Regions from separate parts of the Homo sapiens genome. Here region 2 is linked to region 1. Evidence: chromatin contacts called from ENCODE Hi-C or POLR2A ChIA-PET data. All regions are on one chromosome and are shown on one strand. Each heading gives the region's core, a stretch centred on a gene start or an enhancer-like site at or near the end of the contact. The rest is flanking DNA. Distances are from core to core; before and after follow the strand shown.

What was found. Hi-C counts contacts between places; a loop is a spot of excess contacts on that map. ChIA-PET counts read pairs that join two places held with the same protein, here RNA polymerase II (POLR2A).
Region 2: a map of PC-3 shows a loop between it and region 1 (8-fold over the local background). The contact joins two enhancer-like sites. A Hi-C loop is called at or near these places in 1 of 168 maps with a recorded cell type or tissue (PC-3) and 1 of 37 single-sample maps with no recorded cell type. POLR2A ChIA-PET finds 5 or more read pairs at or near these places in 2 of 52 experiments (MCF 10A and Panc1).

Annotation. Positions count from the first base shown.
Region 1 is chr2:29,661,906-29,664,605 of GRCh38, forward strand. All of the region lies in intron 3 of ALK (ALK receptor tyrosine kinase), which reads right to left. Among named protein-coding and RNA genes, the nearest start is that of ALK, 260 kb to the right of the region's middle. Within about 2 kb of position 1,411, at least 2 of the 41 ENCODE cell types and tissues checked have a DNase peak (open chromatin) inside an H3K27ac peak, as active enhancers do; they include PC-3, where a contact is called at or near this core.
Region 2 is chr2:29,722,261-29,724,960 of GRCh38, forward strand. The region is part of intron 1 of ALK (ALK receptor tyrosine kinase); the gene reads right to left. Among named protein-coding and RNA genes, the nearest start is that of ALK, 200 kb to the right of the region's middle. Within about 2 kb of position 1,296, at least 3 of the 41 ENCODE cell types and tissues checked have a DNase peak (open chromatin) inside an H3K27ac peak, as active enhancers do; they include PC-3, where a contact is called at or near this core.

The DNA of each region.
Region 1 (2,700 bases), core at 161-2,660:
GTTTTATTGTTGTTGTTTTTTTTGAGATGGAATCTCACTCTGTCGCTGGAATGCAGGGCAGCGGTGTCATCTCAGCTCACTGAAACCCCTACCTCCCAGGTTCAAGCAATTCTCCTGCCTCAGCCTCCCGAGTAGCTGGTACTACAGGCGTACACTGCCATGCCTGGCTAATTTGTTTGTATTTTTAGCAGGGACGGGGTTTCACAATGTTGCCCAGACTGGTTTTGAACTCCTGAGCTCAGGCAATCTGCCCACCTCGGCCTCCCAAAGTGCTAAGATTACAGGCATGAGCCACCACGCCCGGCCTATCAATATCTTTTAATACATATGTAACTAAAAGTTGACCGGGGCCAGCCTCCCTGCCCTTTGAGGTCTAAGGAAGATGAGTTTGAACCTCCAATTCTGCACCTTGTGAAAGTCTAAAATTCTCATGAAGATTTCCCAAACTCCCAGGTGCTCATGGCCACCTCTAACTTCAGATTCATGAATTGTCTCATTTGACCCAATTTCCTGTATGTTTTATAATAAGTTGCCCCAAAAGTGAAATTTGGCCCCTTCCTTAAGTTTCATCCAAAAGGTTACTTATTGCAAGGCCATTTGTGTGTTCACTATAAGATTTGGGTAGGAGAGGTGCAATAAATACAGAGAAAGAATTTACATCGAGGAATATAAACAACCTCAAGGTGATCATTAGGGGTGCTGGCTCCTTATGGTTATGCCAGCTCCTGCAGTTACAACAACCCTCTGGTAAGAAACTGTCAAAGTTGACTTCACCGGTCCTATCTTTTCCTTCTCTTCTTTCCAGAAATATCCTCTCATTGTTTTTTTTGCGTAAATATGGACATCTGTGACCTACACGTGAAGGCATTTTTCCAAATAAAGACAGCTTCCTCCCAAGAGAAATTTGTGTGCCTGCTTTTATAATATCATGTTTAACCCTTGCTACATGTTTGTGCCTTATCTTTTTGATAAAAATATGAGCTCCTTAGAATAAGTACCATATCTTTTACTGCTATGTATTGCTCTCCAGGCCTAGAAGAATGTCCAGTAGATAGTAGGGACTCAAGAGCTGTTTGATGATTGACAATAAATCAGACTGAGTCACAAATTGACTCATAGCTCAGTTTGACTATTAGGCTAATACTCCTTCCACTGAACACACTTCCTAAACAACACGGTCTTCCCATAAGCCTATATTCAACTACCACTGTATTTCCTTAAAGGGCAATTCATAAATCAGAGCAGACTAAACCACGGGCCTAATTTCCCCATTGGAACTCCTCATATTCATCTTCCTGAGCAACCATAAAACATGATTTCAAAATGACCTAGTAATTATGTCTTAGGGACACTGAAAAAAGTTTAAGTAAAAATGTCTTCATTACACAGACCCAAAATTCTTTTATGGAGACACACTCTTATTAATCACTTCAGGTGAGTCAAAGTAAACGTAATCAGTCAAAGCTTTACAGGAAAAGATTGAAAGAAAATTCTTGGTCCAGAATGATTTCTCTCCCTCCCTTCCTCCTTCCCATCGTCCTCCTTCTCTCTCTCCCGGATTCTTTCACCAACTTTTACCCAAGAAAGAGTACAACCAGTGATGGCATCAGTGAGATCCTTAAGCAATTTCCCTCTATAGAGTTTAATCTCATGGGGATAATTTCAAGAGAACCAGACTGTATTTTGGATGACTCACAGTTGTATTGTGTGTCTAAGACATATTTGAATATCTTCTCATAACAGACAATGAATCAGGCAATATTTTCAACTAGTTTTCATTCTCCTTTGTTCAATGTTTAAAAAAAAAGATAGGACAAAATCTAACTGTGGGTATCAGTAGTTGTGAAAGTTTAAATTTTGTTCCATGTAACAATGCAGGAAAATTATAACTAATAGGTCTAGTCTGTAACCTATTATGTTTAAGGTCAGTATATGTATAATGCTTCTCTCTAGTGTTTGTCTATATGTCAAGTAACAAAACAAAGAAACATTTTGCTCCATGATGAAACCACCCTGAAGGGGACTTAGAAAAACCTTTCCTTGTTATGTTGAAACAACACAAGGAGAGGGCAAAAAGAGAGGAAAGTACTACCTCTAGGAACCCCCTTGGTTTCTGGGTTCCTCATTTACCTCTTTCTGATTAGTACAGCTTTCCCAGTTCTTCCCAGGTAAAACCTTCTGAAACATTTCTCCTACAAACAGCTCTGCTCCAATTGCCAATGTCTCTGAGAGCCAGGAGAGATGATCTTAGCCCACTAAAATCTCACATCTACAACAAAAGTGGCAATGATGAAAATGGCATTCCAACCATGGTTCAGAGGGTTGATTTGCATAAGTCTGCTTAAGAAATTTTTCATGGGATTATGAAAAACCAAACTTGAAATTTGTTGTTTCTGAGCTCTGTTTTAAAAATAATGACGTTACTAAATACCCAGTTGTCCAAACTATACAATTAAATTAATACTGGTTCTCTTTTCTTTAGTTACCAAAACAGACCTCAGACTCACAGCCTTTTTGTACTCCCACTTCCATTTGGGAGTAGGTTTGGGTCTTTATCTGTCACTTGAGTAGCCCCTTACCTGGTCTTCTTGTGGCTACCCTTTCCTCATACTCTTCTTCCATCACTATCAGAGCAATCTTGGCAAAAGAAGGGCTGGTCAAGTTACCCCCATATTTATGTCCTTCTATTGTCTGCCCAAT
Region 2 (2,700 bases), core at 46-2,545, 60 kb after region 1:
CCAGCTGATGATCAATAAATTTCAAGTGAGTGCGGGACACCAGACCCTTCCTGTACCTAACTGAAGACTCTTTGCTGACCAATGAAGATAACTTGTTTACCCATGCTCACACAAACCTATGCATTCATTCATTCTCTTTAGTTCAAAGAACCGATTTTCAACTCCAAATAACCAGAACCACATTGTAGCCCTCTTCGTAAGACTTTAAAAACTCTGACTTTTCTTACTTGGAAAACCATACAGTGAATTTCTCCTTGCCCGACATGTAAGTAAGCTTGTCATAAAAAACAACTCTGTGGGATCTTTATTTTATTATTTGACAGTTGTTAAAAGTTGAAGAACTTGGGAATTTTCTGCATCTAAACTCTCTCTCAAAGTGATCTTACCCAGTTTCATGGCTCTAAATATCATCCACATACTACTGTTACCAAATTTGTGTCTTCAGCCCAATCTCTCCCCTGAACAACAGAATACACAGAATATACATCCAACTGCCTGCTCAAAATCTCCACTTTATTGCCCAATAAGCATCTGAAACTTACCATGAGCAAGCCAAAAACCTAACCTCCCTTCCCCTAAACCCCAGGTATTCCCCATTTCAGAAAGTGTTACCAATACTCGCCTGGTTGCTTGGGCCAAAAACCAATGAGGAATCCTTAACTTCTTCCTTTTATTCACACCCCACATCAATTCATCAGCAAATCTTGATGGCTCTACCTGAATTTTACCCCTTCTCATCTTTTCCCATCTCGCATCTCTCCATTATTGCTATGAGCTCAAAGAGGGCCCCCCTTCAGTCTGTTCTCTATGTGGCAGTTAGATTGACACTGCAGCCCCTGAAATAGCTTTCAAATTTCTTGCCATAGCCTAGCCCCTAAAGGCCCCACAGGATCTGGCTCCTGATTCTGTCTCTAACCTCATTTGCAACCATTTTCCCTCATTGCTGGAGCTCAGTCCCACAGGTCTCCTTGCTCTTCCCCGAACTCACCAAGCACATTCCCACCCCAGGGCCTTTGCACTGGCAGTTCTCTCAGCCGAGGAAGCTCCTCCTACTCAGAGGTACATGGCCACTCCCTCTCTCTGTCCAGGTCCCTGTCCATAGGTCAACTTCCCAGAAAGAATTTCCCTGGTCATCCTGCTGAGAGACAACTCATTGTAAGCCACTCCCATCCCTTTGCCCTATTTCTTACACATATATGTGTTCTGTATATTGGTTTATTCATTGTGTACCTCCTGCACTAGTCACTGCTATGTCTCCATGCCTGGCACACAGCAGGCACTCAATAAATATTTGTCAAATAAATGAAATCAGCGCCCTGGAGGAAGGTGTTATCTCTGGCACTTATTAGCTGTTAACTTCAGGCTAAGCACACACTCTGCCAAACCTCAATTTTCTGAAAACGATGACGAGAATAAGAATAGGGCATATTCTAAAAATTCTCAGGGTTTTGTAAGGGCCACATGAGATAATGTGTGCATGACACAGTCTTTCAGTATCAGTCATATCATTCTTAAAATTGTATGCTCCTATCTCTGTTTTAGAATCCAAAATGAGTGGGAGTCTTGGTCTCTTTTCTATATTTAGATCATCTTGTGTCAATAATTACAACGTCCAGAAATCAAAAGTGCTCCCAGAGAGCTGCTTCGCTATTATTCACTAGTTAATCATTAACTTTGCCAAATGTACATGATCACAACTACCCAAATTGCAGCCGATTGGCACTGTGTATTTCCAATCTTTATTTTTACATGTCTCACTGCATGTCTATTTATTCCTAAGCCAATGAACATAATATAATAAATATATCATACTTGTGTCAGTATAAGTAATGAAGAGCTATGCATGTGTGATGGTTATTTACATGAATGCCCCAGGCTCACTGGCAAGCATGTTTTACAAACCTACATCAATAAAATGTAACAAATGCTCCTATTCTAAATGCTCTTTGGAACAGTTCCTACCTTGCCTGTACACGTTTTACTTATTTCTTTTCCTTCCAACAATAAAACAATCAGTGACAGTCTGCTTGTTTTTTCCCTGTTATTTGAAAACACACTTAATAATGCATTCGTTTACAATGATTTTGTGTCACACAAAGCAAAGCTTAATGTGGCCAAATAAATAGTGGTCTGGATGTCAAATCAGGCACAGCTCTCAGAGAGTACAGGGCAGGCCTGTTTTTGGGACTGGCAGCCCAGGGGAAATGGTTTGGGTATTCACTAGGCTGAGCCTGCACCTGTTCAGCAAAAGAAACCTCAGTAAATTTACATGACTCCTAGAGTTAGCGGTGATGGGCGATGTTGTTAATTTAGTCTGAAAAACAGAGATGTGATTTCAGAGAAAGGAGAGAGTTTGCAGATGCACCATTTGTCCTAAACATATAGCCCTCCCCATACCTTCTCTAGGCCTGGAAAATGAGCGGTTTGAACTCACTGCTCGCTAAGGTCCTCTCTGGTTCATACATATTTGTTTCTCTATGGTTTGCTTTCACATTTTCTTCCAGCTGGCTCATTCAGAAGGGAGCTATTAGTGTCAAGGGCGGAATTTGGATGGAATTAAACAGCTCCCACTCCACCTCACCTTTCTCTAAGCCCCATCCCATCCTGCCAGAGAAGTTTGTGCTCTTTCTTAGTAGCTCAAATATTGAAGCAAAAATTACTCTCCCATAATATTCTTTTGTACTGTCAAAAGTTATAGCT